4 separate regions of the Homo sapiens genome follow, and all the other regions are linked to region 1. The links are chromatin contacts, found by Hi-C or POLR2A ChIA-PET in ENCODE. All regions are on one chromosome and are shown on one strand. Each heading gives the region's core, a stretch centred on a gene start or an enhancer-like site at or near the end of the contact. The rest is flanking DNA. Distances are from core to core; before and after follow the strand shown.

Evidence for each region. Hi-C counts contacts between places; a loop is a spot of excess contacts on that map. ChIA-PET counts read pairs that join two places held with the same protein, here RNA polymerase II (POLR2A). Pooled maps may share reads with other maps.
Region 2: a loop to region 1 is called in a map of posterior vena cava, with 6 times the contacts of the local background. The contact joins two enhancer-like sites. A Hi-C loop is called at or near these places in 1 of 168 maps with a recorded cell type or tissue (posterior vena cava), 4 of 37 single-sample maps with no recorded cell type and 4 of 50 pooled maps.
Region 3: a pooled map shows a loop between it and region 1 (18-fold over the local background). The contact joins two enhancer-like sites. A Hi-C loop is called at or near these places in 1 of 37 single-sample maps with no recorded cell type and 13 of 50 pooled maps. POLR2A ChIA-PET finds 5 or more read pairs at or near these places in 1 of 52 experiments (activated T-cell).
Region 4: a map of CD4-positive, alpha-beta memory T cell shows a loop between it and region 1 (2.9-fold over the local background). The contact joins two enhancer-like sites. A Hi-C loop is called at or near these places in 2 of 168 maps with a recorded cell type or tissue (CD4-positive, alpha-beta memory T cell and naive thymus-derived CD4-positive, alpha-beta T cell), 1 of 37 single-sample maps with no recorded cell type and 7 of 50 pooled maps. POLR2A ChIA-PET finds 5 or more read pairs at or near these places in 1 of 52 experiments (Panc1).

Annotation. Positions count from the first base shown.
Region 1 is chr6:45,707,756-45,714,342 of GRCh38, forward strand. No RefSeq gene overlaps it. Among named protein-coding and RNA genes, the nearest start is that of RUNX2-AS1, 130 kb to the left of the region's middle. Within about 2 kb of position 2,861, at least 4 of the 41 ENCODE cell types and tissues checked have a DNase peak (open chromatin) inside an H3K27ac peak, as active enhancers do.
Region 2 is chr6:44,730,006-44,736,592 of GRCh38, forward strand. All of the region lies in intron 1 of LOC101929770 (a long non-coding RNA gene), which reads left to right. Among named protein-coding and RNA genes, the nearest start is that of MIR4642, 300 kb to the left of the region's middle. RefSeq lists enhancers at 5,613-5,702, 5,943-5,992. Within about 2 kb of position 4,011, at least 3 of the 41 ENCODE cell types and tissues checked have a DNase peak (open chromatin) inside an H3K27ac peak, as active enhancers do.
Region 3 is chr6:44,929,734-44,936,320 of GRCh38, forward strand. SUPT3H (SPT3 homolog, SAGA and STAGA complex component) reads right to left here. Exons shown (of 11, transcript NM_003599.4): 10 at 2,920-3,030. Among named protein-coding and RNA genes, the nearest start is that of MIR586, 260 kb to the right of the region's middle. RefSeq lists a silencer at 365-566. Within about 2 kb of position 3,563, at least 4 of the 41 ENCODE cell types and tissues checked have a DNase peak (open chromatin) inside an H3K27ac peak, as active enhancers do.
Region 4 is chr6:44,974,000-44,980,586 of GRCh38, forward strand. All of the region lies in intron 6 of SUPT3H (SPT3 homolog, SAGA and STAGA complex component), which reads right to left. Among named protein-coding and RNA genes, the nearest start is that of MIR586, 220 kb to the right of the region's middle. Within about 2 kb of position 3,137, at least 3 of the 41 ENCODE cell types and tissues checked have a DNase peak (open chromatin) inside an H3K27ac peak, as active enhancers do.

The DNA of each region.
Region 1 (6,587 bases), core at 1,611-4,110:
ACAGGATGGCTGTCAGAGAAGGCCCGTGGAGAAGATGACATTTAAAGCATATGATAGAGCCAGAACTGCATCGATCTGGGGCAGGAGCATTTCGTGCCCAGGGTACAGAAGGCACACAGGCCCTGTGGGGAAGCTGTCAGGTGTATTCTAGGAGCTTCAGGGAGGCTGCTGGTGTGGCTGGAGCCCGGTGAAATGGGCAGAGTGTGCTGAGGATGAGGTCAGAGAGGAGCAAACCCTTTGAGCCTTACAGGCCATGCCTGGAACTTGGGCTTTTACTGTAAGTGAGATGGAGCCTCTGGAGATGAACAGAGCTTGGACAGGATCTGGCTTAAGTTAAAAAGATCATGCCATGTGGACTTAGGTTGTATGAAAGTCTCTTAAGGTACTGGTGAGAACATAGCACTTAATAAATGTTAGCTGTCGCTATTATTAAGCTTATTAAAACATAGTGGGGAGAGGGGATCCCAGAGTGGTAAGTGGTTTCCTGTAATGCATGTTACACTTCAGCTCCACCAGCTTCTCACACATTGGTTCTGATAAAACTCAGAACCAATCAGATATCAGATGGTAAACATGCTTGGAGATTACAAGATCTTGGGCCTAAAACTAGATTAGCAGCGTCCTGATTTGGTGATGAATTGCCTCATGGATGGAATAAGCATCTATTGAGCATCTCCTACATGTCCGGTGCTGAAGCAGACACTGGTAATAAACATAGACATAAGTGGGATGGACAGAGTTCCTGCCCTCACAGGTATTATTTAATTCATACCTCCTCCTCTGGGCAATGTGTGAAACAGACATGAAACAAACAATTATGTAAACCATTATCCTGATCTAACAGTGATGAGTGAAATGAAAGATGGGTGCTGGGTGCTCTGGAATGCACTGCAGAAGGTCATCATGAAGGGCCTCTCTGAGGAAGGGACATTTAAGCTAAGACAAGAGAAAGGCGGAAGGTGTTGTGGTGGGAAAGAACCCTCTGGGAGATGGAACAACATATGCAAAGGCCCTGTGACAGGAAGGAGAAAGTGATTCCCATGTCTGGGGAGCAGAGGGCTTGGGCAGAAGCAGGGGAGCCCAAAGGGGTGGACAGGGCTGGTCAGGTAGGAGCTTTTGGCATGTGGGGATTTGGGCCTTTATTCTGAATGTAATGGGCAGTCTTAAAGGGTTTTCAACAAGGGAGTGACCTGACCAGACTTGCAATCACTCTGGCTGAAGGTGGGGGGCAGCCTGGGTGGGAATAAGCATGGACTTGGGACCTGTTGGGAGGCCCTTGCAGCACTGAAGGGGTCAAATTTCTACATGATGAAAACTGAGGTTCAATGAGCCTTCACGGTACTGACATTGCAGAAGGGGCAGGCAGACACCCCCATCTTCACTAAGGCTGTTAGCCCTTGATATAAAGACCACGGGCATTGGGCTTAACCTGGCCTAGGATCTCAATTCTGTCCCTTCCTGTTTTGTGGCTTGGATGTCTCTCAATTCTTCATCTCCTAAAATGAACAAAATTACACTTGCCACACTGGGTGGTTTGGGAGATATGGGAAAATATCACAGTTACCTTGGGGCTTAACAGCCCACTAGTGCTCTGAGAATCAAAAATTGGACCATTTCAAGGGATCTGAGTAAAAGGTGCTCAACGAATGTGAGATATAACCATTGCAAGATAAGTTTCTGCTGTCTATATAAACCTTGTTTCCAAGATTAATCAACGCTTATTTAAAAAGGAACAAATGGGCGGGCGCAGTGGCCCATGCCTATAATGCCAGCACTTTGGGAGGCCGAGGCGGATGGATCACCTGAGGTCAGGAGTTTCAGACTAGCCTGGCCAACATGGTGAAACCCATCTCTACTAGTAATACAAAAAAATTAGCTGGGCATGGTGGCGCAAGCCTGTAATCTCAGCTACTCAGGAGGCTGAGACAGGAGAATCGCTTGAACCCGGGAGGCGGAGGTTGCAGTGAGCCGAGATCGTGCCATTGCACTCCAGCCTGGGCGACAAGAGCGAAACTCCGTTTCAAAAAAAAAAAAAGGAACAAATATTATTAGCATGTTGAATAGGGAAATGATTCCTAAGAATAAGACTGGGCCCTGTATTTCAGCTGGTGTGGACTGTATGCTTATGTATTTGCGTCTATGTACTTATCATTCATTTGACAAATAATAATTCATTATCTCATGCTGCTGACGTGGTACTAGGTGTTATCTACGGGTGACACAGAGTTGGCCCTCATGTCTATTTCTTCCACAGAAGACTACAGAACTTCTGACTCAATTCCTTAGTTAGAAACCGGAGGGCGAAACTCTGGTTTTTCAGTTTCAATGGGTGTTTTAATTGTTCCTTTAAAGTGTCACATTTCATCACGTGTATCATCATCTCTTAAATTACATTATCTTGAAAGTTGCTACTCAAACTTATGCTATTCAAATTTCAAAAAAAATTTTTAAATGATGAACCTCAAGTAATTTATCCCGTGAAGTTCCAGAGGATGAAAATGTGGCTCAGAGATGATTAAAAATCAGACAGTAAAATATACACATGGATACCTCAGAATTTGTGATGTACTCCCAGGTCCACTGAGACCTGTGCACAGCATGAATCACTGGCTTCTGGTATTGAACCTAAGACATGAAGTGGGGGCAATGTGTGTCCCACTGTCCCCCATTATAACATGCCCCTCGGGCCAAATGTTCTATCCTGATGTCCCCTCACCCCTGGAAAACATGCAGTTGTCAGAAACATGATCACATAGTGAATTTGCCAGGCAAATTGTGAAATATGAGTCATGGTTCTATTTGTTCTGCAATTGTGAAAATTGCAAACTTTTTATCAAGATAAAAACTGAAACTTTGAGTGTCACCTCATGGGGGGAGCCCTGACACTCTCACGTCAGACTGTTCTCCTCACCCACCCCCACGGCTCTGGTCACGCTATGCCTCTGCCAGGGACCAACCTGCTGTTTAGTGTTCAGCACCCAGAGAGTGGCTTGCCCGGAGGCCCTTTCAAATACTGGTCACAAGCACTGCTGTTAGCCTGACCTCCAGCTTGCCTGTCAAGTAGAGGCTTGGTTGTCCTGGAGGCACTGCCTCTCTCAGCCCCCTCCCCTCCTACTGTCCAGACTCGAGTCCAGCACTCCCTCTACCCGTGTGCTCTCCATATCCCTGCCCTGTAGCCAGGGACTCCCAGTCACCACTTACCTAAGTTTCATTCTCTAAAGACCCTGGTAATTGGAAATAGATTCCTACTAATGCACTAATTTGTTACTCCTCAAGAAGTAAATGTGATCTTAAAGTGATCTTAGGTAGATAAAGTCTTAATCCACTGGTTTCCTGAAGTCCTCATCTTCCTTGGATGTACCTGAGGGTCACTATAGAAAGCTTGGAACCCTCCGCCCTCTATCAGAGCTCCAGCCAGAGCTGTTCTGATTTTATACGCCTCCTTAAAAACACTCTATACTGGGGTCACACAGTGTGATCTATGAAAGGGTGGGCTCTGGAGCCAGACCAGGCAGGATGGAAACCCAGCTCTAGCACCTACAGCTGTGTGATGTTGGGCATATCATTTAACTTCTCTGTGCCTTAATTTTGCCATCTGTAAAGTATGAACAGTAACAGCACACTGTATCTACCTTGTAGAATTGTTGGACTAAATGAGTTAAAACATCTGGCATACAGTAAATACTACTTAAGAATGCGCTAGTATCGTCTACATAGGGGCCCTCAGAGATTTTGTTTGAAAGAGGGTTTCCACTGCTTTACAAAAAGGTAAAACAAACAAAGCTCCAAACTCCCACTCCCTTCACTCAAAATATGAATAACTTACTGGAATGCCACCACCAAGGGTAAGTTTCTTGGCGCCCCTCGGATCTTACCTAAATGTGGGGCTGAGCCGGCTTCAGGTCTGCCCATGAACTGGATCAATCAACTCAAACCAGCATTGTTGTAGCTGCTGACTTAGGGAACGGAGTTAAGTGCAATATCTGAGGCACTTTATTCATTTTATTGTTCTCTAGGTTTTTAAAAGTTGTTATTATTAAGCTAATAATGTTAGGCTCTATACCTCATGAGTGCCCAGCAAGAGGCCATTGGCTCACGGTGTCAGAGGAACCATGTGAAGAAATATTTCCCAATTTTTGAAGTGAGAGGTCAGATATTAGTATCAAAGATCAGATGTTAGTATCAAATAACACTGTGGCATCTGCTTGATTAGAAATGAATGAATAAACTAGCCCACTTTTCAATTATTGGTGACAACTTTTTTATTTTTATTTTTATTTTTAGAGACAGAGTCTCATTGTGTCACCTAGGCTGGAGTGCAGTGGTGCGATCTCGGCTCACTGCAACCTCTGCCTACCGGGTTCTAGCAGTTTTCCTGCCTCGGCTTCCTAAGTAGCTGGGACTACGGGCACATGCTGCCACACCCGGCTAATTTTTTGTATTTTGATAGAGACGGGGTTTTGCCGTGTTGCCCAGGCTGGTCTCAACTCCTGAGCTCAGACAATCCACCCACCTCAGCCTCACGAAATCCCAGGATTACAGGCGTGAGCCACTGCACCCAGCCTGGTGACAACTTATTATTGGACAACATCTTGACCACTTGGGGCAGGTGTCATAGTTAATTTCTAACCAATCTTGAGGTCCTCAAACGTGGAAATGATGCTCTTCCTTTCTTTTTAAGACTTTTTTTTTATTTTCATGGACTCAAGGAAGGTACTTATTACATGACAATGTAATTCTCATTAGCAGGGGCAGCAGCGACGCTGAGTTGCGCAGCAAACACCGACTTGAGCGTGGCTGAGGATCAAGGAGGAGAACTGAAGCATGCACCAGTTGCCACCACCAGGGCAGTGTCCCACCGAACACAGGGCTATCAGCACCATGCCCCACTTGTACCCCAAGCTCCACTATGATGCTGTAAATATTCCATTGCTTGAAATGAAGGGTCATCATGGTGAGGATGAAGACAGACGCAGTCTCTTTGTGTCTGAATTTGAGTAATGGGTAGGGGGTGGGTGCTTCCACAGGGTTTTATTGCCCTTGGATCTCAGAAATATTTATTTTCAGTTGATTAATACTCTGCCATTTATACTGACCACATGGCTTCAGTTTTAGAACTCCAAAAACACAAGGGCTGTTGGGTAGAACAGGAAACAAATTTTAGGAAGTATGTATCACAGTCCCCCATGACATTTTCTTGTGGGTTAGTCTTAAGTCATACAGGCATCAGAATTATAATCCTGAGGAAATTTCTTGTAGAAAGAGAGGATTTTCTTGTATGTCTGTACCTCTACACTCAGAAGAATGTTGTGGTATTATTTTATTAGCAATGTAATGATAGCAGTTAACATCTGGCGAGTGCTGACTATATGCCAGGCATGGTGCTGAGTGCTTGCTTTTTTTTCTGAGATGGAGTCTCGTTCTGTCACCCAGGCTGGAGTGCAGTGGCGCGATCTCGGCTCACTGCAACCTCCGCCTCCCAGGTTCAAGTGATTCTTCCACCTCAGCCTCCCGAGTAGCTGGGATCACAGGCACCCGCCATCATGCCCGGCTAATTTTTGTATTTTTAGTAAAGACGGGGTTTCATAATGTTAGCCAGGCTGGTCTTGAACTCCTGACCTCAGGTAATCTGCCCACCTTGGCCACCCAAAGTGCTGGGATTATAGGGGTGAGCCACCTCACCTGGTCCCTGAGTGCTTTTACATAGATTATCTTATTTATTCCTTGCAATAAGTCTGTAAAAGTAGGTGCCATTACATTTTAGAGATGAGAAAACGGAGGTTCAGTGGTTCTAGGTGACTTGTCTGAGGTTATCTGAGTAGAAGGTGACAGGGTTGGGATTTGAACCAATGTCTGGCCCCAAAGCCTGGATGCGTCCCTTTATACACACAGGCTCTTCTAATGAAAATGGGGCATTTATTTCTGTATATACTGTGGCTACGTTCTCCAAACAGTTCGGAGCTTTAGAAAATATTTTGAGAATTCTCACTCAGATAGACTTTCCGGCAAATACAACTTATTTTGCTTGAGAATTTCCCTGTTTCTTGCACCTTTGTCTATTCAGCTTGGAGAACCAACCTTGGGGAACAAAATCTCCCTCCACCTATCACAGACATTTTCTTTGAGACAGCAGCTGAGCCACCATCCACAGCTTCACCTATCAAGACAGGTGTCTCTGTTTTCCATGAAAGGTGTGACTGCCGGAGATCTCTGTCTTCAGCATTCTCCACCCTTCCCTCCCAGTGCTGCAGAAAGCCTGGCATAGGGTCAGGCTGGTGAGGCTGGATCCAGGCCTACCTTCTTGAACTTTAAGCCGTAAGTGGGACATTTACAAGGGAAAGATCCCTTCTGTGGAATCTCACTGTGAAGTTTCAAGGGCTGCTGCCCCACGCCCACTATGGGCGCTCATAGCCAGGGCTTCTCTGCGTGTCTTACTCTCATCTCTACATCTTTCACTCTCACCGTTATCTCTGAAGAACCAAAGGGAGAAATCACAGGAGTTGGAAATTCCGATGAACCTTTTGCTCTTAGTTGTTGTGCTGAGGCTGGGTGAGTCTCATTTTTAGAAGAAGATGGTGAGAGATTAG
Region 2 (6,587 bases), core at 2,761-5,260, 980 kb before region 1:
AAATCCCTGCAGTTGGAGGACCAAGGACCTTCACACACCTCTGTTTCCTTCCTCCTATGATGTGACCCTTTGGAGTTCCCAGGATGGAACCAAGTGGGAAATGGGCCTGAAGGACCAAGGGCCCAGGCTCAGTGAGCTTCACCAGATCTTGGCAGGTGGTATTATAGATATTGGGATCCAAGAGTCATTCAAGATCTCATCCACTTAAAGAGGTTGGCATCAGCTCAATGGAAAACCTAGACCTGCATTGCAAGAGGAAATACTCTACCCTCAGAGGCTCAGTCCATATCAGGGACCCCCAGAAATGCCAGGCTGGTGGACAAACAAACTGTATCTCAGAACATACCCTGGTGCTGGAGTTCTGAATGACTCCATGGCATCTGATTCTCAAGAAGCACTGGGCTAGGTGGAAAGAAGTAAATAGATGGGCTGGGATCATTAGGAAACTAGAGGCAACTAAGTGAAGGTGTCTCCTCTTGGCAGTTTATTCCAGGATCAAGCTTCAATGACTTCATATTCTTGGATGAAGGGGCTGTGTCATGTCAGAAGGGCTAGCTTAGTGAGCTTCAGCCAGGGCGAGCCCCAGTGCCTTTGCTGACTCAGTGTCCCAAAGCTGCCTTGACAGGAGACGGACCTGAGAGGCAGAATGCTGGATTAAACCACCTGCAACCGTGCTCAAATCCTTCCCCCATCTTTCTTCTCCACTGCCCTCACTACCCAATGAATTTGCCACTCAGTTGTTCCTTCCCATGCCCTGTGCCCTTTCCACTGGAGGCTGGACAGCTATACTCCACCTACTTCCCTCCAGCCCCCCTGGACTGACACAGAGCCCTCTGTCTTCCTGTGGAATGCAGTAGCAATTCTGAGCATGGTGCTGGACAAGAAGTCCAGCTCCCCTCATAAACTTTTTATAGCTTAGGAAAATAAACATGTGGTTTAAGGTCTTTGCATAGGCGGTGCTCGCTGAGTTTGAGCTTGCTTTACAGAACTACGAAAGAAAATATTGGTAGAGCTAAGAAATTTCTGAGCCAGCCAAGGGACAGTAGTCCAGAAATCTTGGGGAGGGTTTGATGGTTCAGGCAATAAAAAGAGAAGTCATCTACCTAGCTGTTATCTCGCTCTGTCCTGCTAAGAATCTGCCTGCCTGAGTGATGCAGCCAGGCTCCCTTGTTCCCTGGGGCAAGGAACCAGTAGAGGGATAGGGAATCACAGTGTTTCCCGGCTGCAAGGGCCCTTGGAGATGGTTTTACAGATGAGGAAGCAGAGTCCAGAGAAAGGAAGTGATCTGCTGGGAACCACTGTACTTTTCACACAAGCAACTTTCCGGGCATCTGCTATGTGCTGTCCACAGGATGGCGAGGGGGTAAGGAGACCACTTAATGCATGTGTGCCAGCAGCAGGGCAGCAGCAGGGGTTCAGGGGCCATTTGTAAGGTTTACTTCCTGGCTTTGTGGAAGAGAAGAGACACTTGAAGAAGGAAGAATGACTATGAGGTTTTCAGTTGGAGCAGTGGGTAGTAAGAATAAAAATAATATCAGTATTGCTCTTGTTATCATTTATTAGACATTTACTCTGTAAGACCTGCTGTCACCCCACTGAATCCTCAGAACCCTGAGAGGCTCATATTAAAGTCCTCAATTTGCAGTTAAGAAAAACTACAGCTCAAGGGGGTTGAGTCATTTGCCCACAATCACCCAGCTGGTAAATGCAGAGCCAGAATTAAACCCATGCTGCCTGACCCCTGAAGCCGGGACACCTGCTCAAATAGCTTGCTGGAACAGGTGATGGGAAAGCAGACAAGAAGAGTGGGTTAGGCCGGGCTAAATTTGAGGATCCCGTGGAACAGTCCGGCAGAAATACAGGTCCAGGTTGGAGTTGGGCATCCGAGAGGGATACGTGGATTGGGGTCACCTGCTAAAGGGATATTGAAGCATGTCTGTTTACTGCCAAAGTCTCTCTTTGGGACACTGAAACTCTGTGTGTAGAGAGTGGTGCAGGAGGACTAGGTGGAAACCTGGGGCAGTTAGTGGTTACAGGCAGGCAGAAGGCAACTGGGGCTCTGTTTACAATGGGCAGGTCTATGCAATCCCACCCCCAAAGTCTGAAGAAGCTGAGAGGCTGAAGAAAGAGGCTGACAAATCCAGTTTCTTAGAAACATTTAATAGAGACTTAAGAAAACAAACCATGTTTATGTCTCAGGTGGCAGTGAGAGGAGATGGTGGATCCACGTGCCATTACCCTCCAGACCCAGGGCTTATATACCACAGGGGAGGGGTGGTTCAGAAGGGAAGTGTAGGACAGTTGAAGTATGATAACATCAAGGTTGACCTAAGGGCAGGATTTATAGTAAGTACTTGCTCTTACACAAGGAACAATGGATATGCTGGAAATCTTAGAGGCCGTCCCAGAACTGCGGATAATCAGAAGTCAACATGGTGGGTAGCTTCCAAGATGGAGTTGCTTTGGCCTCCACAGGCTCTAAAGGCGGCTCTGGCCTTACTTGCGGCAGAGGAGAAGCCACACCACAGCAGAATGTTCCTGGCCTAGAGGCTGATACTATAACTCCCTAGTGAGAAAAAACAATCCCCATGGCCGACAAGGACATGGAGGACAGGTACATGTTCCTCTCCTACTATGCCTTCCAGGCACACTCATTCTCTCCAGGCCAGGACAGCAGCATCTGAATCAACCCTGCAGGTAGGCATTCCATTCAAACCCAGCATTTTCCTCTTCTAGGAACTTATTCTGAAGACATAATGAGGGATGCGTATGAGGATATGTATCACAGCATTACTTCTATTTGTGAAAAATCACAGATCATATAAATATCCCACAGGAAAGGATAGATTACATCATTAAATACATGCTGATAGTAAAATCAAATTGTAGATTAATATTTATGGCCAACATTTTTGACATATTATTACATTTTAACTGGCAGGCTACAAACAGTATGACAATTTTTTGTAATGAAAAGAATGGCTATGTGTACATATTTCATAGGAAAACACTAAGTGTGCATGCCAGGAGGTGAAGAGGATTCTTTTCGGGTTGAGGAATTGTGTGAGTGGGTTTTCCCTTTTTTCTTTTTTCAGATATTGCAAGGTTGGTTTGTTTTTACATCGAGTATATATTAGGTTTGTAATTTGAAAAAAGAATTCTTTATGTAAGGGTTACTCATGAATAATATTAGCAAATGCTTGCCTGGTGCTTATTTTATGCCAACCTCTGTTCTGAGTGCTTTTCATGGATTAAGTGATTTAACCCTCACGAGAATTTAGACACGGGAACCATAGCTCAGGAGGGCTGGGCAGGTTGCCCAGGTCAGCAGAGTTGGTATGTGGCAGAGCTAGAATCTGAAGCCAAGCCATCTGCCAACAGGGTCCATGCAATTAACCACTGCACCACATTATTACTCCCCAGTGGAAAAAGACAATCCCCATGGCCAACAAGGACATGCGTGGAAATGCATGTGTTCCTCTCCTGCTATTGGTAGCAGAGGTTCCCTTGATACACCTTGATCCCAAGTGCTCCATGATGGTAGTGCTCAGGTACTATATTCAGTGAATGAATGCAAGTGACAGGTTCCACTTGTCCCCCAGGATCTGAAAAGACAGTCCAGCTTTTGCTAGATTTTGAGCATGACCATGATGGGACTCAAGGAACCTTCCCTCCCTAACTTGGCAGTGGGTGACTTGACTTCCTCACATGCTCTGGAGGATGGTTTTCCACTGAGAAACCTGTCCTGTCTTCTACTTTTCTGGGAGGGTAGAGGATGGCTCAGGGTATCATGGCTCTATCCCCATCGAAGGGGGCAGAGGGGATTCACCAGCTGTGGTAGGTCATTGCTTTGTGGCATTCAATGAACTATGTCTCTTAGAAGTCACACTTTTGTGTGGTCGCTCCTGCATTGACTCTGGAGTTTGCCATGTGGCTTTCTTTGGCCAAAAGGATATTAACAAGCATGATCCAAGCCGTGGCTTTATGAGTGCTTGCGCACTAGGCTTGTCTTCTTAGAACAGTTCCTCTTGGAACCCAGCCACCCTGCTGCTAAAAGGAAGTCCAGACTAGGCCAGTGGATAATGCAGGGACATGGGAGAGAAGCTCTGGAGGATAAGAGGCCATCTTGGACATTCCAGCTTCAAACAAGCTTCCAGATGAAAGCAGCTGCTAAATGAGCCCTGCCAAACCACCCAGCTGAATCCAGTCAACACAGATTCATGAGAAATCATAAATCGTTGTTATAAGCCACTAAATTGGTAGTTTGTTCTGCAGCCACAGGTAACTGAAATACTAGTCTTCTTTTCCTGGACACGCCTGAAAACAGATCCATATATACTTATTAAGTACCCACTGTGTGCCCAGCCCTGTTCTAGGCACTATGGGATAATCATGAAAGGATTCTAAGAAATGAGAATCTGAGGAGACAAGACTGCTACAGGAAGTAAATCTGAAGAAGAATTATGGCTAAACTGCTGCATAGTAAGGAAAGGCGACTGATTTCCCCAACCCAGCCCCCAACATTTCACCTCACAGCAAAGCTGTTGTGGCTGATAAATTTGGCAAACAGGGGTGGCATTGTTGGATACATTGATCTTTTACTTTATTATGATGATGGTTTTGGGCACCTCGGGCCCCCAGCTTTGTTAAATGCTGTTCCTATGGCAGGACAGTATTCTCCATGCACTTAAAGGGGAACCATTTGTGTGACCTTCAGATCAAAGAAGGTAGATGAGATGGAGAATTGAGTGGCCTACTCAGCCGATGGACTGTGACACACCATCATTACTCTTTAATGGGTGGGAGGGGGTCTTGCTAGTGCATCTGCTTGGCTCTGGCTAGGACTGGCCTGCTCACAACTTCATGAATATTCAGTTGCTCCATGAAGGTCCACTGCCTAGAACATTGGAGCAACCCGGAGGGTCATCTGGTCTGATGTTCTCACTGTTGAAAGGAGGAAACTGAGGCCCAGAGGTGAGAAGGGCTCGCTGGAGGGCACACAAGATTTATAGCTCCTCCATCACTGGCGCTGGTGTTAGCCACAGCTCAGCTGTGGTTTGCAGATCCTCTGAGACCCCAAATCCCATGCTCTTTCTCTTACTGCCCTCCACCCTCCTGCTCGGGGCTTGCTTTGGTGGCCAAGCAACCAGGGAACTGAGAAAGTCCACCCAGTTGCAACAAGGCTATATACATTAACCTCTGCTTCAGACAGTATACATGAAACTGCAAAAGTGTGCAGAGACACAGTTCCACTTAAAGCATTTAAAGGTGTCCTGAGGGGAGTGCTTGGGAAAGCAGGCAGACAGCCCATCATTTCACTTTCTCTCTTAGTTTGATTTTCAGTGTGGGTTTTGCTTCTAAGGGGCCATACCTCATACTGCACACTTGAAGGAATGCCAGTTGTGCTTGAAACCCTACACATTCCTGAGCAGCCCCTTTTCCCATCTGGGCCAGTGCAGGTGGATGGCAGGACCCCTGGCCTCAGGAGCCTTGCTGCTGACACTGGCCCTGAGAAGCCTGTTCATAGGGCCTTGTGGAACTGGCCACTTCTTTTCTTTGTTTCTTGATTTTTTTTCACTGAGACCAGATGAGGAGAGCCAAGACTATGGGTAAATTCCACGAATCAAAGATACATCTGGAATCTGCTGGGGAGCCTGGGAGGCTGTTCAAGCCAAGGCATCATCATTTCTCAAATTGGGAAAACACAGGCATGGAGGGGCAAAGGGGTTTTCCCAAGGCCTGGGGCTGGTGGGCTCGATGCCAGGAGAAGACTCAGGGACGATGCTTTCGGCTGGAGGACAGGATGAGTCAGGCCCCCAAGGTGTTTTCCCCACATGGTTTCAGTTCTTAGGTCAGGGTCTTGGCACCTGAAGGAAAACCTGGTCTAGGCCATGTGGAAATCCCGAGCTGCTGCAGCATCTCACTCCGATCGGGCATGTCTGGGAGGCAGCAGGTTGCAAATAAGTGATTTACAGCATGTTCCCTGATGTTTTACATTTTCATCATTTCATGTTGCAGTCCTATCTCCAGTAATGGTATCTGCAAAGGAGTGCAGCTCCCAGCCTGCTATCTGCAGGAGCCCGAGTGGGGAAGCCTGTGTAGTCTCAGGTCTCAGCCTTGACTTTCACGGTGTGACTGTGGTGTCTCAGGACTCTGCGACCCAGGATCATCATTGTGACCATCTTCCTAGTCTTCACTGCTTCCTTTACACCTCAATTCTGAGGACCTGCTCTGAGCCGCACACGGTTCTGGGCTCTAGGAATGGCGGAGGACTTGGGTGCCACGAGAGCACCAGGTAGTAGCTCCAGCTCAGCCTCCCCTAACCCTGACTCAAACAAAACCATCAGATGCATCCCCTACCACTATCTATCTGTCTGAGGATTCTCAGAACCTTTCCACTGGTGGGAATGTAAAGTGATGCAGCCCTGCGGAAAGAAGTTTGGCCATTCCTCAAAAGTATATTATATAGAATTACTATATGACCCGGCAACTCCCCTCCTAGGCATATGCCCAAAAGAATTGAAAGCAAGGACTCAAACAAATACTTGGGCGTACATGCTTATAGGAGCATTATTCACACTAGCCAA
Region 3 (6,587 bases), core at 2,313-4,812, 780 kb before region 1:
ATCCCCAATCATGGTAAGTTTCTACCATGAGCTCCCTTTTTTTTTTTTTTTTAGCAGCTTGAGGTATGTGGGAGCCAAGACAGGGTGGCCGCGTTATTGACACACACAGTCTACAAATCCATCCCATTTTAATGAGATAATTTTTAACTTTAAAAGGAAGATTTATGTATTATATACCCTGAAACCTGTGTCACCCTGGTCATGCAATTCATGATATAAAAAAGCATAGGTAGCCTGGGCGCTGTGGCTCATACCTGTAATCCCAGCACTTTGCGAGGCCGAGGTGGGTGGATCACCTGAGGTCAGGAGTTCAAGGCCAGCCTGGCCAACATGGCGAAGTTCTACTAAAAATTACAAAAATTAGGCTGGGCGAGGTGGCTCACGCCTGTAATCCCAGCACTTTGGGAGGCTGAGGCAGGCAGATCATGAGGTCAGGAGATCGAGACCATCCTGGCTAACATGGTGAAACCCCGTCTCTACTAAAAAACACACACAAAATTAGCCAGGCGTGATGGCGGGTGCCTGTAGTCCCAGCTACTCAGGAGGCTGAGATAGGAGAATGGCGTGAATCCGGGAGGCGGAGCTTGCAGTGAGCCGAGTTCGCGCCACTGCATTCCAGCCTGGGTGACAGAGTGAGACTCCGTCTCAAAAAAAAAAAGAAAAAAAAATTATTACAAAAATTAGTTGGGCATGGTGGCAGGTGCCTGTAATCACAGCTACTCAGGAGGCTGAGGTAGGGAGAACTGCTCGAACCTGGGAGGTAGAAGTTGCAGTGAGCTGAGATCGTACCAATGCACTCCAGCCTGGGCAAACAGAGTGAGACTCCGTCTCAAAAAAAAAAAAAAAAAAAAAAAGTGCAGGCATATTCACTCTTGTAGTGCGCAAATTCTCATAGCTGAAGAAAATGGAGGAGACCTTTCCAGGTGGTGGTCCCCTCCTGAGGAATAATAACACCTTGGGTGCCCCTCTGGGGTGGAGTTTGTTACCATTTGTTGTTGATTTTGTTTGATTGTTCTACTAGCGGCTAACTGAACCTTCCAGGTCATGGCTTGTTTTATTTTCTAGATGTATTTAAATTAAGCATTTTAAAATTGTGTCATCAGTTTTAAAAAGCCCATTCTTTATGTTTATTAGATCCAAATTAGCTTAGGCAATACCTGAAGCTAGCTTAAAGTGCATTTTTATCATATACTAATACTAACAGTCTTAGATTGTAAAAGTAGTAATACATAAGTACCAGGTTGGACATGGGGGAAAAGATATACACACACACATGTATGTAAATAGTGTCATCAACCACGATGGCTCTCAGGTGATCTGTCCAGTCTATTTTAAAAACAAAAACTTTGAAGAGAGAAGCAGCTACCGCTTCTTTTTGAGGAAATAATGCAGACTTCATGATTAGGGCATTTTCTCCTTGTATCAGATACATTTTCCTTTATGTAATCTTATTCATTACTTTTAGTTACCATTTTAGGTTATTTCTCAAAAATCATGTTTCCCTTTGCTATCTTTTAATTGCTTCTAGATTATTATCAAACACTGCCTCTTTTTTCTTCTTTTTCCCTTCCACTGTCTCAACCTATTCATCATTATTTGACTGTTTTCGATGGATTTGATATTTTTAATCTTTCATTATAAGTTTTTTTTCACTCTCAGTTGGTTTTTAAATTCTTACTTCCAATTATCTCTTATTTTTCTCATTCATAATTTTTCATGTTCATCTTCCTTCTGGCCTGTCATTTAAAACAGCTTCACCCATCATGTAAAAGAAACTTGATTTAATTATTTCTTTTCAATTATAAGACTTCAAAAACATTCATGCAAAAGGATATATTGCTTTAATCAGCAATATTAAAATCATGTTCTTATATAAGATAAACTTCAAATATTAAAAGTGCAAAGTTTCACCATTACAGAGAGCTTCTGGAGACATTTATAAAACATGTTCTTCCTGTTACACAGAGAATCTATCTACATAATTAACAACAACTAAAAAAAATAAAGGATGGAAAGAAAGCATTCTATTTAACTAAACATAAGGAAAAAAGATAATATAGACAAAATCATGACTTTTATGAATAGTAAAATCCACTCAGGTAAAAATGTATACTATGTAATACTATTTATTTTCTCATTTGTTTATGTATAATGTTATACATATACATTTTCATTAGCTTGTTAAAACAGAGTATCAAAAAAGTAAATTTGACTTTCCTCAGTTAGGTATATCAAACTTTACTTTCTGTTGAACTACTTCCTTATAAACAGAGTAGGACTTGAAGAAATTTCTCTTAACACAAATAAGATCTTTTTTTTAAAGGGCCATAAGATGAGCATTTAATTAAAACACACACACCTGCACACACTTTCTTTAGACTGTTGAAATATCAGGTCTTTAATTCCCCATTAAAACAACACAAAACCCTGATTATAAGTTTTCAAATCATTTGAAGATGTAAAAGGCTGTCTGCATTTCAGCTTAGTTCAAAGCCAGTAAAGAAATATCTCTTCTTCTTCCAACTAAAAGCATGTTTAGGAGAAGGATATCTGATAGAAGTGGTAATGCCAATCTAACCAATTTTAAAATATAAAGTGCTACTAGCAATATTTAGATACATATAATTTGAGAATAACGTTTTATAAACCTAAGCTTTGAAAAATAGAAACTATAAACCTCAACAAAAAAACTTAATTTGTAATTGAAAGAAAATAATATTTTGTAGAAAAAAAGTGTCCTTCCAAAAAGAGATGAAAATGACTTTCATTTCCCAAGAGAATTATGCCACTTTTATACAACAAAATTACAGTCACCACAAATTGCTTTCAACAATTCCATTGCTTCTTCATTTGACCACTTGAAAATCAAAATTCTTTCATATTATAAATATAACTTTTTATAACTCTGTTATTACGTACTGTGAATGGGGAAAGTGGGCCAATCCTGTGGCTGTAGCGTCGAATGGCCTCTCTGATGTGGCAGGGCTGGATGGCATCGCTGTGAGCCTCAACACCACAGGCTGCAGTGCTCTGCGACAGAAAAACACATAAATTGTTACTAAATCAAAAACACGCAACAGAACTACAGTGTATAAATATGAAAATAAACCTTTACAAAAGAGACCGGTTTTTCCCTTAGGATGCACATCACTACTGCCATATACTACATCTAAAAAAGAATTCCATTAACAAATCAAAGATGACTTTTACATGACCCCTTTCTAGCAGACCTACCAAACGCAATTTTTATGCCCACAATATTTCACCTAAGCCTGCATGTCAAGACACAGGAGAATACAGCCACTTGCCTGCAGATAAAAAGTGTCATGAAAGCTTACTGAAAGAACCACAGGAAGTTATTTTTTTAAAAAAAACATTTTAACATTTATTATTATAAACGTTTCTTAGGAGCTTCTTTGGCACATTTCTGAAATAACTTGAGGGTCATCAACTTAAAATGAAAAATGTTAAATTATGATACATTTATTTATCATACCTGGGATTGTCATAAGACCATTTCAACTTGGTTTCTAATTTTCTAGGTATCTCAGGACAAAACAAAAACGAAACCAACAACTTTCTGTTTTAATTTGCCGCATCTGTAAAAGGCAGGTTTGCAAGCACAAAAAGATACAAAAAAGATAAGGATTATTTGCGATGAGAGTGTGAATACAAACTTAAGAAATTATAGATGTGTATATGTGTGTTCAGCATGATTTTTCAAAATAACTTATAGGGCTAGGGTTTAGCCCTACAAGTTACCAGCTCTGCCAAGATACATAATATCTCGGGCCTCGGTTTCCTCACCTGTAAATTGGGAAAACAATTATAATTGCTTGTAGGACTGTTGTGAAAATTAAATAAGTTGAAATACATAAACCACTTAGAACAATGCCTGACACATGCTAGGAAATTGTTTTATTTTTATAAAGAGATGTTTCATTTTGTCACCTAGACTGCAGTGCAGTGGTGTGCTCACAGCTCACTGAAGCCTCAAACTTCTGGGCTCAAGCGATCCTCTGGCCTCAGCCTCTGAAGTAGCTGAGACTAAAGGCAAGTGCCACCACATATGGCTAAAAAAAAGGATTAATTTCTTTAGAGATATGGTCTCGCTATGATGCCCAGGATGGTCTTGAACTGCTGGGCTGAAGTGATCCTCCTGACTCAGCCTCCTGGGTAATGTTAGCTAGTAATAGTATTAGGTTATTTAAATTAAGTGTTAAAAATGGGATCGCTAAGTTTTTGAAATGGAAGCTCATTTACTTCAAAGTATAGTAGGTAGCAGATGGCAGGCCATCAACATTAAAGAATTAACTTGCATATTACTATAACGGGTCTAGAAGTCATTTGTAGTCACAGAATTAATATTATTTGTTTTTCTGATAATTACTGTATTTTTTTGATAATTAATACATTTTTTACTCATAATTCTTTGTAGGGAATATAACTCTATAGATAGCAACCTCTATGGATAGCAATTTGGCAAAATCTTATAAAAATGAAAAAGAACAACCTCTTTTACTCAGCAATTTCACCTGTAAGAATTTATCCTACAGATATATTGCACAGGTACAAAATAATATATATACATAAGGATACTTACTATAGTACTAAATGTTCATTAATGAGGGATTGGTTAAATAAATTATCCATTCAAAGAAACAGAAACCAAAGCAACCACTGAAAAGAATGAGGCAGTTCCCTACATACTCCTATGGAGCTATCTCTAAGATATTATATGAAACACTGATCAAAAACTGAAGTAGGAGGTTTACTATGGTAAGTCTTTGTGTTCCCCTAAAATTTGTACGTTGAAATCCAAGCCCACAAAGTGATGGTATTAGGATAAGAAGCCTCTGGGAATTGATTTATCCACGAGGGTGGAGCTCTCATGAATGGAATTAGTTCCCTTTTAAAGAGACCAGGGAAAGACCACTCACCCCTTCTGCCATGTGAGGTTTGGGTGAACAGATGACTGCCTATGAACCAGGAAGTGGGCCATCACAAAACACTGAATTTGCCAATGTCTTAATCTGGGACTTCCTAGCCTCCAGAACTATAAGAAATACATTCCTATTGTTTATAAGCCACCCAGTTTACAGGATTTTGTTATGGAAGCCCAAATGGACTAAGATAGAAGCTAAGTTAGAAAAATTTTGTGACTGCCATTTGTAAGATATGGAGACACATAAGCCAGCCTGGCTGAATCATGCTATTTTTGCCAAAATGTGACATTAAATTATATTAAAATAAAAACATTGAATTTTGTGAAAAATGTCATTAGAGTTTCCATTTTGCCAATTTCAGGTTTATCTGCCATAATTCAGCAACTGTTAACATTAGCATAATGAAGCTACTAGGCGCACTTTTATACTTTCTTGATTTGCTCATTGAGTTCTCCGGAAGGAAGCCTTTAAACGTTATAATCCCAGTTTTTTTTTTTTCCACCTCAACAAATATCTTCACATTCTCTTTGTCTGTCAACATCTAGTCCTTTATCAAGGTGCTAATAATCTGTTCAAATTAAAAATGTATCCAAAGTTTAGAATTTTTAATATAGCAGTGATTCTAGCATTATATTCTTCAAAATTGCTTCAGAAGAATTAACATAAAATGTACATATTTGTTATTAATAATCTTATATCAGCTATAAACACGTGTGAAGAGCATTATACTTATACATCAATTCATCTTTAGCATCCTGATTAGGCCTAAATTTTATGATATTCTTTAAATTTTCAAAAACTAAACCCAAATATTTGACAAAATACTGAGTCCTGTTTATAGAGTATTTGCAGAAATCTCTCTGGGATATAAACTCTGTATTTCTTTAAGAAAAGTACTAGCTGTTTGGAAAAGTTCTCCATATGTCAGGTCCTCTTCCTCTTGGCTGCATTCACACTCTATTCTTGTATCCTTCCATTTTTGTATTAATAGTTCTTCAACTAGAAACTGATGCTGGGTATTAGAAGCTGAAATAGCATATGGAGTTCTACATATTTTCCGGATTTGGCTGTTGTCTCTCTGCTTTTCTCTGCCGGTTTACAATGAACAAAATATCTTAGCAGTTTAAACTCTCAACTGTGATGCAGAAAGTTATACTGAAACTTAGGTTTGCCCCTGGATCTCTCACTGAACCTTTTTCTCCCAACTTAAAAAAGTTCTTGGCAGGGTTAGTGTCCTATCCTTTCTCAGCCTTCCCCTTACCAGAGTGAGTGTTTAAGAAGGATCTAGAATCTCAATCAACTGCATCTTATTCTTTCCACATCTATAATGGTAAACTAGATCTTCTGCTAAATGTAAAATCTTAAGTCTTACAGAGAAGTAACACTTACCTCAGACTAGAGCAACTGAAAGTCTAGTACTACTATTACTAACATTTTGCAGACCACAAAAGTTGATATGATCTGGCCAAGGAAGTATTGTCTTTCTCCTGTTACACACATAGCTCCTCCAAAGTTTCATCCTTATGGAGAATTTTTTTCACATGAAGGTGGGCCATTCATTGGCCAAAGGATATAGTGTACAACATATGTAATTTTCTCATTTAAAAGTTTGAGATGGTAACTGTTAAAATGTAGTTCTTA
Region 4 (6,587 bases), core at 1,887-4,386, 730 kb before region 1:
ACTGTATCAATTGCTATAACAGACTCCTAATGAGTCTTCCTGCTATGGCTCACATATATTAGGTAACTTGTCCAAGGTTGCTAAGCAATGTGTGCTGCAATCTGAAATGAGATCTGTCTTACTCTAAAGTTTATGCTCTTTTTACTACAAAAGGGGTTTGGCTACGTGTGTATATGCTGGGTGGGGTAGGTGTATGTGAACATTTGAAAATATGTATTTGTGTATATATATATTCATATATACATGTTTGTATATATAAATATATATATGTCTGTATAACTATATACACACATATATGTATAATGTGTGTGTATAAATTGTGTGTGTTTGTGTTTGTGTAATTTAAGAGATACCTTATGGAACCCTCATAAATGAAGGTGCTGAAACCAGAGATGCTTTGATAGAGGTGAGGGAAGAAGACTCACAGTCCTCCAATATTCTTTCTCCTCTGCAAAGTACTTCTCAATGAAATACCAAAAACTGCAAAACACAACTTGAAAACTACTGTACTATACACATTGCCGTCCCTTCAAGGAGTAAGCATTGTGCTTCTGGTTTCAAAACAGAGGCCATTTCACAGGAAGATCATGGTACCAAAGGAAAAAGTAATCCCCACACACCGGACAAAGTGACCTTTTAAAAATGCAAATCATGCTGTGTCATTTCTATCAAAACCCTCCTTGGTCCTGACATCATGGTCTGTTGCAAAAATGACAGGCTATCTATAAAGCACTTAGGAAAAACTGCTCCTAAAACAGACTAGAACAAATGTTGCTATATTTAACTTCCCTGAGTCAATACAATAAGACCTCTCTTCACCTCTGATAAAAATTCTATACCCTATGTGAAAGCTACCCTACTGCTGCCAGAAATGTTAATGAGTAGCAGAGATAACTGGCTCAATGATGTATTAAGATGACCAGTTTATTGGGAGGCCGAGGCAGGTGGATCACCTGAGGTCAGGAGTTCGAGACCAGCCTGACCAATATGGTAAGACCCCGTCTCTACTAAAAATACAAAAATTAGCTGGGCATGGTGGTGGGTGCCTGTAATCCTAGCTAGTCGGGAGGTTGAGGCAGGGGAATCACTTGAACCCAGGAGGCGGAGGGTGCAGTGAGCAGAGATCGGGCCACTGCACTCCAGCCTGGGTGACACAGCAAGACTCCATCTCAAACAAACAAACAAACAAACAAAAAAGACGACCAGTTTATAGCTTTTACTATCTGTAATTTATCTTCTTAGTTTCACTCTCCCAGTTTATAAATATTTTAAAAGTTGACTCTTTATATAGAAAACCATAAGTATTCTAACTAACGAACTAAGTTGGGCCTAAATGCCCATCAACCAACAACTGAATAAAGAAAATGTGGTATATATATACCATGGAATACTACTCAGCCATAAAAAGGAATGAAATAATGGCATCTGCAGCAAGCTGGATGGAGTTGGAGATCATTATTCTAAGTGAATTATCTCAGGAATGAAAAACTAATTATCTTATGTTCTCACTTATAAGTAAGAACTAAGCTATGAAGATGCAAAGGCATAAGAATGATATAAGGAACTTTGGAGACTTGGTGGGAAGGGTGGGAGGGGGTGAGGGATAAAAGACTACACTTGGGTACAGTGTACACTGCTCGGGTTACAGTGCACCAAAATCTTAGAAATCACCACTAAAGAACTTATACACGTAACCAAAAACCACCTGTTCCTCAAACACTATTGGGAAAAAAATTGAAATGTCAATATACTTGGAAAGAGTCCTATTAATAATATAAACATCAAATTACTTCTGATTTTTGATAAGCAGAGTAAGTAAAATGATGAGCTCATTATTAAAAAAAAGAAAATATGAAAAAAGCAAACTCATGCTGAGTATGTCATGCTCCAGTAAGGAAACAATGCCACCAGTGTGGGAAAAATTCTCGAGGAAAAATAGGCTTTTATAACTGGATAGCATTTGAGTTAAGATTAGAAACAAAACAAACAAAATTAAATTATTTATTCCTCTAAATGGAACGTTCTTAATCATCTTAATGCTAAAGTTTCCTTTCTTGTAATTGGCTGAGTTGTTTTCACGAATCAGAAATGAGCAAGTCCATCAATAGAAATCTGTCACAGAGACTGATCTAAGCTAGAAGCATGAGTTAACATAAAACAAAAGGAAGAAAATTTTTTTCCTGAGAATGCCAAGATTTAGTCACTAAGAAAAGGAGAAAATGATAGTCTTTACCAAGTATGACTATCACGAAGATACAAGAATAATCATAACAATCAAAAATGCTTTGCTTCAGATGTAGTAAACGTAAATTCCTAAATACTTAAGAAAAAGCAGAAATGTCTACACATTTGGAAAATTAATGTCTTTTTTTTTTTTCTTGAGACAGAGTCTCACTCTGTTGCCCAGGCTGGAGTGCAGTGGCGCAATCTTGGCTCACTGCAATCTCTGCCTCCAGGGCTCGAGAGATTCTCCTGCCTCAGCGTCCCGAATAGCTGGGAATACAGGTGACCACAACCATGCCTGGCTAATTTTTTGTATTTTTAGTAGAGACGGGGTTTCACCATGTTGGCTAGGCTGGTTTCAAACTCCTGACCTCAAGTGATCTGCCCGCTTCAGCCTCCCAAAGTGCTAGGATTACAGGCATGAGGCACTGCGCCCGGCCATATTTTGAATTCTTATCTGAAAAGTCTACTTACCTAAACTAAAAATATTTTTTAAAAACAGAAATAATCTTTAAAATAATTGTGGGTGTGAAAATCTTTGAATTATAAAGTCTTGCAGGGACTTTTCTCTTGAAGAAGGCTTGGCTATACTTAGATTCAGTATAGGTATTTCAAGTAGCCTGAACACAATGGCTGTCCCTTGAGCTTCTAAGAATGCAGAAGAGCAAAATCCTCTGCAATCATAAGTGCAAAACCTGTAATTATGGTTATTTAACAAAATGGTTTCTGTTAAGATATTTGATGATGAAATTTCCACTCTCTTAGATGTCAGTGCCCACATTTTATTCAGGCTTTACTCATGAGTAAATGTATTATAACTGTTATTTGATTAAATGTCAGTGGCCACCAGGCCTAGTTCATAAGCAAGAAGCTTAAAGAAGGCAAGCCACAGAGGGTGTGGAATGATTACAAAGAAAGATGATGAAAGGAGAATTGTTTTTGCAACTTGGTGATGTGAGGCAGTGTTTCACCTTAAATAAAGTAACCACAAAAGCTTTAAAGAAGCAAAGGACTATTTTGGCAGCAAGAGGAAGGGAAGATCAGTAAAATGGGTAAAGTCAAGTAAGGAAGAATCACAGCATAGAACAGCAGTATTTTAAAGTTTTATGTATACTGCCTTATTTACATGTTTATCCACTCAACAGCTGTGTCAGGGAGAAAGATAAGCTATTATTACATTTCCATTTATAGAAGAAACTGAAACTTACTGATTCTCTGGATTTTTTAAAAATACTTTTTAAAAAAAATTTTTGAACTAATTTTAGATTTGCAGAAAAACTTCAAAAATAGTACAGAGAGTTCCTGTATACTCTTCACCCCACCTTGCCACCCTACATGCATCTTATCTGATCTCACAAGCTAAACTGGGTCAGGTTTGTTTAGTACTTGGATGAGAGTTTTGTGGTTTTTCACCAAGGTAAAATATATTGCTAGAAAGAGTTTAAGATTCCTATTCCAAAATCAGTGCTCTTTCTACTATACTACTGACTTCTACACAAAACTCCTTATTCAGATATAAAATTTTCTATCTGATCAAGTAAAATTATGCAGTTCACTTGACATTACTACTACATGTTACAACTTTAGAGATGTATAAAATTTGCAATAATCTAAAAAATTCTACGTGAAATGCTCTGTAGTGGCCCTGATAAGAAACTGGTTTTGTTTTATAGAATTGAAACCCTCAGATTGCGCTACATGCAGTTTTCATAAGATCTAGAAATGTATTCTAAAATGAATACATTGCTTAATGAAATATAAGTGGACGAATGTCATGGAATTATCATAGTGCCTACTGAATATTCAGACTACATTTTCTGAGTCATTTTACTCGGTGGTAGTAGTAAATATTACATATTCCACTAACTTGATGTTATGCATGCTGCAAATCCTTTGATTCTGATTCTAGTCACTATGAAGGGAAGATTATTTCTAAAGTAAATTCCATAGGAATATTGCTATATTATATATTTTCATAAAGAAGATTCTGTCAATGACAGCTACCATTTCTTAAACACCCATGTGCTGAACTGAGCCAGGTATATTACATATGTTATCACAAATCCTTCCCAACACTTCTAAGATGCAGGTCCAGATAAAGGAATCTGAGACTCAGAAACATGTAGTAATTTGTCCAGGTTAGTAACATACCTTGGATAAAGAATGGAACTGTGATTTTAATATGTAGGTCTATATGACCCCAAAGCCCATGCTCTGGTCATAATACCATACAATCTAAAGAGAGTATCAGAAAAAAGACAAGTATACTACAAACAGTTTGGTAAAAGATAAAAACTGTCATTCTATAATAAAGAAAATGATGCAGAGGGAAGAGATAGATTTGCTAAACAATGAGAATATGCATACTGTGTATGTTTCATTAGTTTGTAGGCTTTAAGTGGGAACACAGTGTTGTGACATAGCATGGTCTCATCTGTCTGGGAAGGTCATCCTTCCTTTCTATTCGTTCTAAGTAATAGAATAATAGTTATTCTATTGAGTAAGAAGCAACATGAAGGATCCACATGGGAGGACTAGGGTGAGGGTGAAAGTAGGGAGAGAGTTTGGTCTGTCAGAACAGGCTAAAAACCCTATAATCACTGGGGCAACAGGTTTCATGACCAGATTGCCCAAACGTTGTATGCAGATTAGAAACAAAACAAAACATGGACAACATTGAAATAAGTAACAGAAATCCACACAATGAAAATATGTCCTTGCCAAAATAATAAATTAATATTCTTCAAAGCACAAAAGCAATCCTGTTAATATTCTTTTCTATTGGTGCCTTTTAGGTACATTTACAACATGATAAACTAAATTGGATTTTATACAATTCTTAAGTAATACTCCTATTGTACCACACCAGGTATCCCATATAGTTAAATGAACACGCCTTGTTACTTTGCATACCCTCCTTTGCATAATGTTCTTTAGAGGTAGAAAAACACACAGCCCAGATGGTACTTATTTTTCTGTAGCACAGTATTTTAATTTCTCAAGTCGCAGAACGAATATTTTGATTAACAAAAAAGCCTAAAATCAAATCCTCCCATTTTCTTTCAGAATTTAAGAGACAAGAAACATACTAATAAATACTGAATGATTTCTTCAACCATTTGATAGGTTGATAGGTTTCAATGAACAAAATTCTTCAAATTAGTATGAGTCTTAGGCTAAAACATGTTAAGATATTAACACTTGGCCTATGGTTATGATTGTTCTTTGAAAATCATAAACCATGACAAAATACTCTTTCAATACAAAAAGTAAACTCAGTTTTTATCAATTATCTGTGAAAGAATGAACAAAGTGTGTGTGGGGGGGGGAAATCAATGTTCTATGTAAAAGGTTAAGTGGAGCTTTGGAATTGACAGTGAAAGCCCACACAAAAGCTAGGATGAGTAATCTCTACAGCCTCCTTGACCCATTAAAAGGTGATGAGTTTGTGTGACAGCCAAGAATTATCTGCTCTCATGACATGGGACAAAAAAAGTTCGTTTTACATCTTATGAACTTACGAGTTCATTTCATTGGCACAAATTAGAAATAAGACTATGAGATAACCTGGATTTCTTCAAGCATCAGGTAAAACAGAACGCAATTACTGTCAAACAGATTGGAATTATTAAGTTCTTTCCATTTACCAAACTGTTAACTAAAACAATTTTTATAGTAGACCAGGTCTACCTTAAGACACTAATTATTTTCTTGAAGTACGTTCTTATCAATCCAGGGGGCTCATTCACGTTTTATTAGTTAAGATTATTTCTGGCTACATATATAAGCCAAAATTATAGTTGCTTAGGCAAGATCAAAGTTTATTTTTCCTCACATAAATGAATTCTGGAGATAGGTATTCAGGCTTTACACAAACACTGACTGAAGTCTCCAGGGCCTCAATCTCCTCCAGTATCTGCTCTGACATTTTGTGATTCAGAATGTCTTGGCTTCTAAAGCTCCAGCCTTGAATCTGCATAAAATAGACAAATGCAGAAAGGGTAGGGAGTGTACCCTTTCTCTAAAAAAAAAAAAAAGAAAAAATGACAGTAAGTCCTCACTTCATCTCATTGATAAGTTCTCGGAAACTGAAAATTTATGTGAAACAACATATAACAAAATCATTTTTTTCTTTGTCCCTCATCAATGTTATAACAAAATGACAGTGAAGGAAAGGAAGTTGAGGGCCTGCTGTACAATGATGTTACGTGAGGGCTTATTGTACTAAGGATTCCCATAGAATGCTTACATTTCATTGGCCACAACTCAGTCGTGTGACCAAACGTGGCTGAGGGTAAGAGAAATGCAGATTTTCTTTCTTTCTTCTTGTTTGGTCTAGATGTTAAAATACCCAGCTACAAATC